3 separate regions of the Homo sapiens genome follow, and all the other regions are linked to region 1. The links are chromatin loops, found by intact Hi-C in ENCODE. Cell type or tissue: ascending aorta. All regions are shown on one strand. Region 1 overlaps EFNA5 (ephrin A5). Region 2 has its middle 210 kb from the start of LINC01950. Region 3 overlaps EFNA5 (ephrin A5).

Evidence for each region. Peaks named below come from ENCODE experiments on the same cell type or tissue, not always from the same donor. Only the 100,000 strongest peaks of a DNase experiment are listed, where the experiment ranks them.
Region 2: it touches region 1 in a loop (2.4-fold over the local background); 2 of 110 quality-filtered maps call a loop at or near these places.
Region 3: a loop joins it to region 1, with 1.9 times the contacts of the local background. A loop is called at or near these places in 5 of 110 quality-filtered maps.

What each region holds. Positions count from the first base shown.
Region 1 is chr5:107,540,110-107,545,109 of GRCh38, reverse strand. The region is part of intron 1 of EFNA5 (ephrin A5); the gene reads left to right. Among named protein-coding and RNA genes, the nearest start is that of EFNA5, 130 kb to the left of the region's middle. In ascending aorta, no CTCF peak of the experiment used is centred here; DNase peaks (open chromatin) are centred at 1,969 and 2,449; H3K4me3 peaks cover 1,364 bases; H3K27ac peaks cover 1,925 bases.
Region 2 is chr5:107,215,504-107,220,503 of GRCh38, reverse strand. No RefSeq gene overlaps it. Among named protein-coding and RNA genes, the nearest start is that of LINC01950, 210 kb to the right of the region's middle. In ascending aorta, no CTCF peak of the experiment used is centred here; a DNase peak (open chromatin) is centred at 2,623; H3K27ac peaks cover 3,564 bases.
Region 3 is chr5:107,480,601-107,485,600 of GRCh38, reverse strand. The region is part of intron 1 of EFNA5 (ephrin A5); the gene reads left to right. Among named protein-coding and RNA genes, the nearest start is that of EFNA5, 190 kb to the left of the region's middle. In ascending aorta, no CTCF peak of the experiment used is centred here; no DNase peak of the experiment used is centred here.

The sequences.
Region 1 (5,000 bases):
GAGATATAGACAGGGCTTTAGACGGTAGACATCATGTGCTTTTGCTTGTCATTCACCTTTTAGATGTTGTCGGTTATGTTTGTCATCAGTGGATTTTTTACAAGTCACATGGCTTCAAATCAGCCTCAAGGATGGGGATGTAGACAGTGATAACTAAAATGACAGTGTAGACATTGTGGGAGTTAAAGAATGATCAGAGATGATGGTAGTTTTTTGGAGTTTGTTTATCACATATCTGAGAAAGTTACTTAATTTTTTTCAGCTTATATTTAAATAGCAATTAAAATATGCCAAGCATTGTGCTAAATATTTGGGTTGTGATTGGAATAAGACATTCTGTGTTCTCCAGGCACTCAGGGAGTTTGGCAAGTAAAGAAATAATTCTAGTATGGGGTGACGTGACGAGTGCCATAACTGAGGAATATCCCAAGAACACTGAGGAGGGAGTGGTTAATTCTGCAGGACCAGCGCCTGAATTGCTCTTATTCCTTCAAAGTGTTTATGTTGGCTCTGAAGATAATTTCTAGAACTTACAAGGATTCATCATTTGCTTTTTCCAAGTGCTACTTTTGTGTAATTTGAAGTTCAGAGTTTTGTATCATTCACAGAACACAACCTCTCTTCAAGAACAACCTTGCTCCTGGTCTGTAAGAAGCCCTTGCATTTGGTACTCCCAGAGGTTACTCACAAAAAAAAATGCATCCTTGTTCTGCCTGGTCCTCAGGTGTTCAAGGACACTATGGATGCTAGGTGATAGCTTTGTGATGCTCTGTGCACTACGCGTTGAGAGATTTTCAAAGCCCTGTGTGGGGCTGAGCCCCAGCATTTACTGTTTTGTTCAGCAAATGCCACATCTTCTGTTGTCAGAACTATCTGATTGAACACCAGCAAGTGCTCTCTAGGAGGGAGATCCTTATTGCCCATTTTCTCTGTTTCCTAAATGATCTAATTGCTTGGGTAAGGAGGCATCCATTCTAAATCTCCCTCCCACCAGGGGCGATTCGCAAGTAACAAGGTTTAGATTACCCCAAATGTCAGGACCCCCACAGATATAATGGGCTTCCCTCCAGGGCCCACCTGACAAGCTGCTTCTCTTTCAAATACCTGGACTGCCCAGAACACACTACACCCTGATTTCCTGTCCCCTCACGGAGTTAGGGAGGCAGAGCTGCCGCTCTGCACCTTTTGATTTTGGTTTTAATCTTCGGAATCTATGGAATGTAAGAGATGCTTATAGGTTCGGTATTTGAAATCCCATTTTACAGCATATTAAATGTTATACACACGATCATTTCACCAAGGCTAATAATTAGGATATAAAAGTTATGGTTGTAGCCTACATTTTGGCTTAATGGTTTCTGAAATGGTTTTCATTCCTATGAAAAAAGGGTTTTTTTTTTAAATTATACTTTGGCATGTTCACCACTTTGTGAGCAGCAGCCCATGCTCTTCCTTTCTTTTAGTCTGCTGTATTCCCAAACGATAACTTCAGAAAAGTATTTGGTATGCTGTATATAAAGTTTATTTAATCAGAGCACTTTTTTATGACAATAGTAAGTTAATGGAAAATAGCTAAATTAAGAACACTGAAAACAAAACATTTAAGTTATTTGCCCTTGCCAAGATGTTCTTTGTGTGATTTTTTGGGTAAGGAAGATAACTTTCCCCTTCATTTCCATCCAGCCATGAGAAAGAAGTAGGGGTAAAATAGCATTGTCATATTTGAAAAAGAAAATGATTGACAACGTCACTTAAATTGAAATGTCTCCTTAAAATAAATATAAAAGGGCCTTTGAAGAAGTTGCTTTGAAAATCTTTTGTGGTTGTTTTTTAACCTGGAGTCCCCAGCTTTTTTTCCCTTCTACTTTGTTTTCTCACTGATGGATGAATTTAGCTCCTGTCGGAGTGGAGGCTCCGGGAGTGTGCACAGATGTATCAGCTGTTGTGTAACTCTGCCGGGAAGCCCTGCCCAGGAAGGGCTTGGAGCAGACCCATGGGTGCTTCCCTGCTGGCCTCTTCCATTTCTTGGGAACACAGGTTCCTGGTGCTGCCAGGCTGTGTGGCAATAGTGTAAATAGTGCGGTAAATGGGCCTGGGTGAGGTCAACACTTTTTATTTATTTATTTATTTATTTTTAATATAACACTTTTATTTTATGACCATCTTTCTTCCCTCTGAGCATTTGAACCGAGTGATTCCGGATAGAAAGAACAAGTCACACATACACTGCCTGTCGAGGTTGTGAGGCAAGCCTGTTTACTTCCTTTTAGGTGATTAAAAACACTTCTAACAATTGAACTAATATTTATTACAAACAAGATTAGAAGCACCTTCCTAACCCAGACATTGTGAAAGCTAATAGACATCTCTCTAGACCCCAGCCAGAGTTGCTGGATATTTGGTGTTCTAAGATGCCCAGAGGCATGAGTCAGGCTGGCTGATAGCCAGGTGAGTGGCGTTTTTCTCCTCCCTGTACACACATTAATCATATTTGCCGGCAGAGAAGGCATGACCTTCTGTACCTCCAGCACCTACCCCCTCCCCGCACCCCCCCCTTATACCACAACAACACAGACAGAAAAAGGAAAGTGGGAAGTTTATGAGCAGCCTGCATGCAGGCGGCAGACTCTACTTATGGAACTTAGAAATCAGAGGTCATTATCATTTTCAAAGAACAGACCCTGAATAACTATATCCTTTCATCACCATCTTTTACTAATTGGACACCAGCTGTACTTGTCTTTTCCACAGGAAATTCTCACTGTGCCTATAGGACCAGAGAAATGGAACTCTTAGCAGAGTTGACTTTTTATTCTTTGACAGTTTCCTTTCAGTACAGCTTGGGAAGCAGGAGGCTCTTGTTTCTTATTTTTCAAGATTTTGACTTTTTTTAAACAATATTATGATCCTGAGAACTTTAAAATTAGAAAGACTTAAGAAGACATATTATTTTCCCCCTGAAAGTGTGGCCCCATTGTCTCATATGAACTCTTTCAGCATATGGGAAATAGAAGAGTTAAATATAATCAGATCTTAACAAAATGTCGTGATTTGTTTTGGGAAAGTTGATTTTTCAGAATTTTCAGTGTTAAATTTTTTTTCTATATCATTTGCTTCAGAACTTGTGACTTTGAAGGATGTTCACTTTTATTCTTCAACAACACAGATATAAAAATAAAACTGTAGTCTGTTTGCCAAACATTTACAATACAAAAATAATTTAGATGTTTAAAGATGGTAGAACAGAGAGAATAATTAAAATGGTGGCTGGCCTATTTCTACAGATCAACCAGGAAAATTTCCCACATGTGACTGAGTCAAGTTCCCAAAGGATGGCTCTAATTTCTTCCCTATCCTCTTATCAAGTATAAAATCTATAAGTTAAGCTTTGGGCTACTTCAAAAGAAATTTTTTTTCCTCATTTCAGTTTACTGAGCTTGAAGTTGAGGTGTGTCTGTCCCAATCTGGGATTTGTGTGTGTGCATACACAGAAGTTGCCTGCTAGACAAAACCACCTGGCTCTTTCAGTGCAATCTGTAACCAACACAAGTTTCAGGTCAATGTTATACTAGAGAAAACTGACTATATCAGTGCTAATCTAATTTATTTTATGTTATTTCTTCCTAAATAATTCATGAAGTAACTTTGTGGTGATTTTTATTGCTATTGCTAGAGTTAGGCTTCGATTACATTTTTCTGATTATAACATTTATCATGTGTAACATATTTGTAAAATTCTAATGAGTTAAAAGTAAAATAAGAACACATAGATAATTGCTATTGGCATTCTGATAAATTAACTTTCAGTATTTTGTCTGTATACTTATGAAAGTTTTCATTTGTTGTTTGATTTTTCTACCTTGCTATAATCATACCGTGAATATAATTATGTAATTATATTAATAATTAATTTTCATCACTTATTATAATTACTTTTACATCCCATTGAAATCTTTATAAAAGTTAATTTTTTTCTTTTTCTTTCTTTCTTCCTTCTTTTTTTGAGATAGAGTCTTGCTGTGTTTCCCAGGCTGGAGTGTAGTGGCACAATCTTGGCTCACTGCATCCTCTGCTTCCTGGGTTCCAGTGATTCTCCTGCCTCAGCCTCCCGAGTAGCTGGGATTACAGGCCCACGCCACCATGCCCGGCTAATTTTTGTACTTTTAGTAGAGACAGGGCTTCACCATGTTGGCCAGGCTGGTCTCGAACTCCTGATCCACCCGCCTCTGCCTCCCAAAGTGCTGGATTACAGGCATGGGCCACTGCACCCAGCCTTAATTTTTTTTCTTGATTAAAATTTCTAAACAGAAATGTTTATTCATATTCTAATGAGTTCCTTAGGGTAGATTCCCAGAATTAGGCTTTCTCACTCAAAATCTGTGAACATTTTTAAGATCTTTAAAGTATAAGTATATTGAATAATGCTTTTGATAAGTTCTTACAAATTTTTACTCCTAAAGCATCTGAGAGTATTGAGTGATCTTTTCATTAGCTTTAATAATTTATAGCAAAAGTGATTGACTTTCTATATCTTTGATTACCTCATTGATTGGGGGAACATTTTCATATGTATTATACAATTACATTATTTCTTCAATCTGCTCATATTTTTTGCCATACTGTTTTCATAAAATTAGGGCAGAAAGTTAGCAGATAATCAGCTTTTGTTCGGTGACATAATTTTCATTTCAATGAGACTTTTTTCCTTTTTTAAATATGTGCAAGAATAAATGGGATTCTTTTTATATTGTATTCTTTTACAGCCGTAGCAAACTTATATAAACAGGTTTTGTCATGCATTCTCAATCTGGTTTTAGATTATACATTAGAATAACTATTTTGTGCTTCCTCTGTCTTGACTATGTATTTTAGTTATGGGCATAATTATGTATGTTCATAAAGCTTGAGAATGTTATGCCCTTTGTGTTTTCCTTGTTTGCTTTTTGACTCTTGCCCCCTCCCCCTCTTCACCCCCAGGATAGAGCCTTGCCTCCCTTGAG
Region 2 (5,000 bases), 320 kb after region 1:
CATCCTTTTTAAAGGCTGACTAGAATTTCATGATGTATATATACCACATTTTCTTTATTCATTCATTTTTTGATAGACATTTAGCTTGATTCCATATCTTTGCTACTGTGAATAATGCTGTGATAAACAGAAGTGCAGGTATGCCTTTGATATCATGATTTCTTTTCCTTTGGAAAAAAAACACAGTAGTGGGATTGCTGGATTATATGGTAGTTCTATTTTTAGCTTTTTGAGAAACATTTACACTGTCTTCCATAATGGCTGTACTCATTTATATTTCCACAAATAGTGTATGAGTTATCTTTTCTTTTCCTCCTCACTAGCATTTGTCATTTTTTGTCTTTTTGACATAGCCATTCTAAGCAGGGTGAGATTATATCTCATTGTGGTTTTGATCTGCATTTCCCTGACGATTAGTGATGTTGAACATTTTTTTGTATACTTCTTGGCCATTTGTATGTCTTCTTTTGAGACATATGTATTCAGATCCTCTGCCCACTTTTTAATGGGATTATTTGTATTTTTGCTGTTGAATTGTTAGAATTCTTTTTATATTCTGGATATTAGTCCTGGTCGAATCAATAGTTTGCAAATATTTTCTCCTATTCTACAGGTGTCTCTTCACTCTGTTGATTGTAAAGAAACTTTTAAACATGTAAATTAATAGATAATTTACAGAATACTAGGTTCTGTGGGGTGGAGGGAAGGTACAGAAATTAATGATTTTGCTGACTTCAAGTTCTTACCACATAGAGGAGATATTAAGAGAAGTATTTGGATAATCATAATCCAAGGCAAAGTCTAATTTTTGGCACAACTCAATGGTTGCTCCAAACAAGCCTAGTACAAAGTTGTTTTGCTAAGTATTACCAAGAATGCTTTTCAAGTAATTATAATAGTTTTTCATGCCTATACTGTGGCAGGCACTAGGCTAAGTGTTCCCTTTCAATTAGCTCACTTGATTCTCATAACAACTTTAGGAGATAGTTCCATTTTACCATCTCTATTTTACAAAGAGGTTAAATAACTTTTCCAAGGTCACACTACTACAGAGTGGATATCTGAGCCAAGCCCAAACAAAATGCTGTGGACAACGTCCTGACTGATGTAATTATCTCAGTCCATTGCAGAAGTAGCACCTGATTCCACTAGGAGCTATTAGCAACGTAAGGATCCGATTTTCTGAAATTCACCAGTAGAGAGGTTGGCCAAGGCCAAGAAAATAGGAGAATCATGATATTTATTAAGACAGGGAAATGGGGAAATCTCTGGATCACGGTGCTGGCCAGGGTAAATATGACCTGGTGTAAAATGATGTAACCCTAGATTTATACCACAGTGTAAATTTCATGAGGGCAGAAACTGCAACTTCATCTTACTCATCCTTGTCTTCCCATCACCAAGCACAATATATGGCACTGAATGGGCATTCAATACACTGATGGTGAAAGAACATATGAGGAACCAGTGGTGAAGGAGTCATTGAGAAATTCATTTACTTCATCATCTGACCATGCTGGTTATCGTGAGAAAGTGAGGCCACATTTAATCTTTGAACAATGCTGTAACTTTGCTTGAGTGAATCACACTAAGGAGGCTGTAGAACAGAGAGGTTATGTACATGCTTTAGAGTCAGGCAGAACATGTTTGGATCTAGGCACCCATAATTACTTGCTCTATGATCTTAGGCAATCTAATTTTCTGGAGTCTTAATTTCCTCAGTTGTAAAACTGGAAGTATAATATCTCATGTGTTGTTACAGAGATTAAAAGTGGTAACAAATATAAACTCTTAGTACAATGTCTGGCACATAGGAAGGGCTGCTATCATTTTTATTCCTTTTGTTGTTATTCATGTTATCATAATGATTATGACTATGAGTCATAACAATGGAGTGGAAAGAGCTCTAGACATCATTAAAATACCTTTGCTCTATTCCTGATATATATATATATATATTTTAAAGTATATTTCTAACTCAGATCTCCTAGGAATTGTATTTTCTGTAAAATATAGTTGTGTAGAAATGAGGTTACATATAGGAGCACTTGGTAAATTGCAAAGCATGATAAAAATGTAAGATGATATTATTTTTCCTTACTTTACATAGTTTTATGATTTGTGCTTTTGGTATCTCCTATTTGGCTTGCTTGACCTTAGCTCTCAAACCTATATTCATAAGAAACACCAGGAGAAATTTAAACCTACAGATTCCTGGGCGTCACCCTTAGAGATTCTGATTCAATAGGTCTGGGTCGGGGATGAAGCTGCATTTTTCAACAGGCTTTTCTGTTGATGCCAGTGCAGTTGTACTGTGGCTACCCTTTGAATAGTGCCACTCTGCGATGTGTAACTAATTTGAAGACTGCCGTGACCACTTCAAATTCTAGATCCTGCTTGGTCCTGAAGCAGTGGTTGGTAAAGGCTACTATGAGAGCTGTGGCCCACTGTGCGTCGTCATTTCTATTTGTAGCTGAGTGGAGTTGGCAGCAGGCACAGGCTGGCAGTCGTTTCCAACACACTCCTTGTCAAAGTACATACTGTTTCTGCAGCTGGCATCTATTCCCTGTACATCCCAATTATAACAGTATTACTGAGTCTTGTGACAGTCACACATTTCATCACCTTGGGGGACTGGGCAGAACAGGTTTGCCATGGCAAGGGTGCCCTGTTCCCTCCTTTCTTTGTATTCATCATAGCCTAGGAATCTTGTTGGTCTTGCTTGGCACTGAGTGTGTGCTGTTCCTAACTGAGGATGTCTGGAGCCCAGAACAGGTCAGAGATTATGTGTAAGCTGCAGGTTTGGAGTTGCAGGTTGTGCCTGCTGTAAAACACTAATTTTTGAAGCATTTCTACTATTAAAATTTTCACTGTTATGATGATCATCATGCTTTGCCCTCCTTTGCTGGGCCTGAATGCCTCAGCAAACCATTCCTACTCCTAGGTGCACATGACTGATCCTCTATAATTTGATGGAAGTATAGGGTGAATTTCACACTACCTGCATAATGGGGAGTTTTGATACCTGCATAATGGGGAGTTTTGATGCCTGCATAACTTTTTCCTCTTAAGGAAGTAAAGGAGATAATACAATAGATGTTGAACTATTGTAGTGAAATGTGTTTATGTATAATACATACTCAAACTGTCTTTACTTAGTAACCTGATTTTTAAAATATGAATAGCAAGTTGACACACAGAAAAACATATATTGAGAGTATCTGTTATTTTGGATAATTACTGGAAGTGTGTTACTCTTGAAAGTTATAGTTAATGAAGATATTAAAATAGATCAGCATTTTTCTTTTTAAAAAAGCTATCCTGACATGGATGTGGGTTTAGTAATTGTTACTGGTAACAGCTTATTTGAGATCAATGTTATATTTATGTTAGTTGGTATCAGCTGGAAAAAGATGATTCTTAAAGGTAAACTCAGGGAGAATAGGCTGAATATAATTAATACAAATAGGAGAAATGACTGTTGTCTTAGTCCATTTGTGTTGCTGTAAAGGAATACTTGAAGCTGGGTAATTTATAGAAAAAGGCTTATATGGCTCACAGTTCTGCAGGCTGTACAAGATGCCTAGCAGCAGCATCTGCTTCTGGTGAGGGCCCCTGGCTGCTTCCACTCGTGGTAGAAGGCTAAGAGGAGCAGGCATGTCCAGATCACATGATGGGAGAAGAAGCAAGAGAAAGAGAAAGAGGAGAGACGTGCCTGGCTCCTCGTAACCACCAGCTGTCATGGAAACTACTAGAGAGAGCACTCACTCATCACTGTAAGGATGGCACCAACGCATTCATTCATGAGAGATCTGCCCCCCTGACGAGAACACCTCCCATTATGCCTTTCCTCCAACCCCAGGAATCAATTTTCAACATGAGATTTGGAGGGGTAAAACAAATCAAACTATACTAACTGACAAATGTAAATATTTACAATAAATATAGTAGTGGTGATATTAGAGACACACTGAATTTTAAGCTGTCTAGCAGAATCTCTCCTAAAAAGATAGCATGGTTCTCGAATGTAAAAATTTGCAAAAGTTAATAAAATACCTTATTTGAGTATTCTGCCTTCCATAACTCAAGGGAAATGTAAGGAGCTTAACAGAGAATAAAAAAATGGTCACAAACGTTATTAAAAGAATGGAAATCTAACCTTATATGGGGAAGTTTCGGGAATAAGGGCTATTTTGCTCTGAAGGAGACAGCTGAGATCTGACTTTGATTTAGTAATGGCCTTCAAAAAATGGACATAAAATGTTAGTATAGAAAGTGATCAATTTTCTCCCCTATCCCACTTTAGCAAGAGCAAAGGGAAGTGTACCTTAGCACAAAGGTTGACAGATTTAGATTTGCAGTTGGTGTTTTTAGGAGAAAATCCTAAAGCATAGAATTCTGAGAGGGAGCTTTAAAAGGCAACACAACCTCTACAGTGTGTGAGGATGGTTTGTGAGTGGTTGCGGCCAGTGTTGGAGAGGTCACAGTGCTTTTCAAGGTTCCTCAACCCTAGAATTCTATGATTAAGCCTAGTTATAGTATGGTGCCCAGGAGGAACAAGCAATTGCTGTGAGAGAAGTTCTCAGAACTGCCTCAAACTCAAAGGTTAAAAGAAATGACAGGGCAGTTTTCAGTTTAACTTGGAGCAGAGAAGCTAGAGCTACAGGAGGATTGGTGACATGAACAGATCTGAGGTAAATTTCCTGTTGGAGAAGTGCCACGCAGACTGTGAAAAAGTGGCATGACTGAAAACATCGATCAGGACAGTCAGAAAGCAGGAAATTGTAAGACAGTGTCTCATCCTAAATTTTATGCATGAGGATGAACAGTCATTTCTTTGAATACAATAGAGACCACAAATTTCCTTATGCTTTAAAAAGTTTATAAAATTACTTTTTAACCTAAAGTTTAAAATTATTTAAAAAATATGCATATTAATTTTGTTGTAATACACATAGCATAAAATTTGCCATTTTAACTATTTTAAGTGTACGTTTTAG
Region 3 (5,000 bases), 60 kb after region 1:
GGAAGTAGGTATGGCAATAATTATTTCTGGTCCAGCACAGAAAGCTAACAGATCAATTCACTCTTTCTCAAGGACCAATTCTATCACAAACATTTTCTTCCCAGAGAAAAAAAGAGAGAGAGAGAGAGATTCATTCAGTAGTAATAGGACTTGCTGTTTATCTGTCATCCCCAAAACTTGAAACAGTTACACTAGCACACCTCAGGGGGTTACTTGCTGGCTTCCACTTCTGCCTGAGAATTTGCTACTGTGAAATGTGTGTATAGTCTTGCTTTCTTTTTTACATTGAATTTGCATTTTAATGTTTTTCATTCTTCATAGCTAAGAGGGAACTTTCTTTTTTCTAGTCATTTCTACCTTGGGACTGCTACAAGTTGAAGTCTGGCTAGAATTGGACCATCTAGTGCAGACAAAAGTTGAGATGCAGAAAAGGGATTTGAATAGAAGTGCAAGGAAAAAGAACAGGATTAGGAATTCAAACCCTCCTCTTAGATTTGTATTTCCTACCTTTTTTCTTTTTTTAAAAAAATCTGCTTTGTTTTTTCATTTTTCTCTGAAATTTCTTAATTTGTATTTCCTACCTTTTTTTCTTTTTCTTTTTAAAATCTGCTTTGTTTTTTCATTTTTCTCTGAAATTTCTTCATTTTTCTTTCATCTCTCCATCTTCCAATTTTCTACTTCTTGTTTTTTGTGGTACCTTTATTTTTAAGATGTGTTTCTTTTTCTATAAACATCTGAATTGGGTAATTACTGTACCTGCTTGCAAATATTCCTCAACTCAGAAATCTAAAAAAAAAAAATACAAAATCATAACTATCACAGTTAACAGCTCCTCATCTTCCCTGTGCTCTACCTAGGTACCCTGAGTGTTAGATACAGTATCTCACTTAATTCTTCACCACCATCCTATTTAATTAATTTGCCTGAAGTCCTACAGCTGGAAAGTGGCAGAGCTGAGTTTCCTAGTGGTCTTACTCCCAGTGCCAGTGCTCTTAGAGTAAAATCTTGGGCAATTATACAGTTTGTCTCATTGGCTCACATATCTTAAACTCAGAAGAATTCTCAAGAGACCATCTGGTACCACTCTGGCTCTGATTAGTTCCTCTAATTCCAGTGTGCCAACATGCAAAACGTCTGTTGCAATGGATCCATTTAAATCTTCCATGTTAGTTCTGAATCAGATCCTCAAAGTTATTTGGCAGCTGTGCAGTAAGAGAAATTTCTCCATTGTTACCGTTGCTGGAAACTGGCTGCTTCTTATGCTGACTCTATTAGTAGTGGGAACAGCGGCTTGGAGAACCAGGCGCCCTCTCTCACTGTGGGCACCTACTCCATAATTCTCAGAAGACTCGAAACCATTAACCTTGGGAGAGAGCAGAGAGGGCTCCTGAGCTTAGCTTGATATAGATGCTAAAGGTGTTCAGCAGTTGCAGAGTCGCAGCTGTGTTACCTGTTTTGCACTAATTAGGAGTTACCATGAATCTGTTTGACAATTAAGGACAGAGTGAACTTTAAGGCAGATGGGTACCATGGGACAGTACACAGTTCTCAGGCAAGCAAAATGAAAGTTTGCACCAAGTCCTGTGTTTTTCCAAGACTGTAAAATTCTTTAATAATGTGGATTCCAGTGTATAAATAAAAGTCTGAGGTAGGTTTCTGCCACCTGAAAAGTGTCTCTCTCAGGGAGTAACTCTGCTCCAAATCCTTAGCAGTGCAAGTAGTTATTTGTGTGCAGCATCACCCACCAGATGAATAATAATTACTTCAACACTAGCCTTACCCAGTTCTTGGATTTCAGTTTGACTCTACCCAAAATGTATCTCATAGCATTCCAGCAGCTTAGCAACTAAATATTTATCTAGAATCAGAAAGCACAAAAAGTTCAATTTCTCTTAAAAGTCATACTTGTGAGCAGTATTTTAAGATAAAACTTTTGTAAGTTAAGTATCTTGTTCTTCTTTGCTCCCCTGACCACCCAACTAATTTGTACACATATGTATCTATTTCCCATCCCCTGGCTTTAGGTCAGGAGTTCTCTTAAATCATGTTCTTTTAGTAGGCTATAAAAATACTGGAGGGGAGATTTATCCAGGCTCTATTCTTTGAGGACCTGATGCTGAGTTTCAGGCAAGAGTGCCTTGTCACCGTCTAGAATCCGAGACGGATACAGCAGCTGGAGTGTGACTTATAGCTAGGATTCGGGAAGATGTGCAGAGTTCAGGGAAAACCTGCATGCCATGTGGTGTCGTTGAAAACTGTAAATATAATTAAGCCAGGTGGATTCCATGACAACAAAGAGGATTAGGGCCTGGGTGGATCTGGTAGACCATTGAGACCTATGTGAATAGATGTCAATTTATTTATATCCCCTCTCCCCAGGGGAAAAAAACAACAACAACATAGTTTGATGTCTAAATGAAGTAATCTCTGGAAAGAAAAGGGAGATTATATTTGTTAAACTGTATAAAAAAATCAGAAGATAATATGGCTTTGTTCACACTATTACATAAAGAAGATTAAAGACGAGGAACAAGCTGCTTAAACACTGTAAACTAATTAGTTCTACGAATTGTTTTCCCGAGGTTCATGAGATATGAAACATTGGCACCAGTGCGTGAAATACACTCTGCCTCAGTGCTCTTTTCAATTTATTTTTCTGTTAGTGTCATATGTATGTGTGTGTGTGTGTATGTGTATATATGTATGTATATATATATATATATATATATAGAGAGAGAGAGAGAGAGAGAGAGAGAGAGAGAGAGAGACAGAGACAGAGAGAGAGACAGAGAGAGAGAGAGAGAGCAGCCAAAAAGAAAGAGGTTACAGAGGGAGACCAAAGCCTGTGGGATGATTGAGGCTGACATTTTGTCACTTTAAGCCTGGTGCAGGGAGGGTCCTTCTCTAATACCCTGTATAAATACCAGCTTAATTTTCTGCCATCACAGGCTACATTGCGCAAATGATATCACGACAAGGCCCAGAGGAATTCCTGATGCTGCTCAGAGCACTCTGGCAACTCCCAGTGCAGCTAGGTCCAATCCAGCAGATGCGCCCTTAATTTGTTTCCCAAGATCTGGGTCTTATCTGAGAATAGGTGAGAAGGACTTGGAGCAAGAGTGGGGCCATGTGTCTGACAGACTTCTCATTCTCTAGTTTAAACAAGAACTATTTCCTTGTCTTAAAACAGACTATTTTCTAGATGGAGGACCAAGAAATCAGGTTTTTAGTCTTAAATAACAGATAAGTATATTTGCCTAATTTAAACAAAAATAGCATTTTTTTTTTTTTTGAGACAAGATCAACTCATTTTGTCACCCAGGCTGGAGTACAGTGGCACGACCTCGGCTCACTGCAACCTCTGTCTCCCAGGCTTAAGTGATTTTCCCACCTCAACCTCTCCAATAACTGGGACCACAGGCGCATGCTACCACACCTGGCTAATTTTTTGTATTTTTAGTAAGGGTTTCCCTATGTTGCCCAGGCTGGTCTTAAACTCCTGACCTCAAGTGATCCACCTGCCTCAGCATCCCAAAGTGCTGGGATTATAGGCATGAGCCACTACGCCCAGCCAGCATTTATTTTTATGTAGCACATTTTATCTTGTTCAGAAATATGTCTAACTTAGAAGTGTATGATTACACAAGACAGTGTTTGTTTTCTAATGTTTAAAGCTGTATTGTAATGAGACCTTATTGTAACCCTGACTCTCTATCATCCCTTTTCCATTTCTTTTCTTTTTTTTTTTTTTGAGATGGAGTCTCGCTCTACCACCCAGGCTGCAGTGCAATGGGGTGATCTCAGCTCACTGCAACCTCTGCCTCCCGGGTTCAAGTGATTCTCCTACTTCAGCATCCTGAGTAGCAGGGATTACAGGTGTGTGCCACCACACCCAACTAATTTGTGTTATCTTTAGCAGAGACACGGTTTCACCATGTTGGCCAGGCTGGTCTCTAACTCTGACCTTGTGATCCACCCACCTTGGCCTCCGAAAGTGCTGGGATTACAGGCATGAGCCACCATACCTGGCATTCTTTTCAGTTTCTTTTCCTGCATTTATTGTTCAAAAACAGAGGACATCCTCACTGCCAACCATCAGCATTCCCAGATCTCCTGGTCAGAATGAATCACTACTTTCTCTGTATTCTCAGAGAACTATGTATCAAAATACCATCCTTTATTTCATTTTAATAACAAACTTCTCAAAGGCACACTTGCTGTGATCTCCTCCTGCTGGATCCTGGCCCAGTGCGATGGAGAAGGCCATCTCAACAGTCACAGAAATGTCAAATCGGTTAAGTTCAGTTCTCATCCAGCCAGATTGTTTCCCCAACTCACTCCTGTATTCAGTGTTGTAGCCTCTCTTCTCTCTTCTTGAAACTCTCCTGAATACAGGAGAACCGAGGGTTTTTCTCATTTGCAGTTGACACTTCTCAGTCTGTATTTCTGGCTTTTGCCTGTCAGCAGGAGAGTCTAACTTTACCCTGTTGCTTGCTGCACACCTCTTAGTTTGTTTTGTTCACTCTTGTACCTCTGGATCCTAGAACAGTGCCTGCTATGTAATAGGAGCTCAGTAAATTTATGCTGAATGTCCCCTGCCAGCTCCTCAGGCTCCACAAGTCAGTGACCACATCTATTTCTCTTGTCTACCTAACATACTTCTTATTTATTCTGTCATATAAAGCTGTCTCTTTGTTCAGACCTGTTATTTCCAAGTTCTCCTTCTGCTCATTTCTAGGCAGTCACCCACCCTTTGAGACCTGTTTGTCCCCATTGCTCGTTCCTTCCACTTGCCTTCACTCCCAGTACAAGGCCTTTGGACAAGCCCTCATTTTGTCTTTCTGGGACCGCTGACTGCAAGAGTCTTGTATCTGTTTTCCCTGGCTTCTGTGTATCCCCAGCCCTGCTCATGGAGAGCTCTGTGAAGCAGTCTTTAAGGCTTTATTTGCTTTTTATACACTTAAGAAAGGAAGCCAGGTATTCACGTAATTGGTGTATTG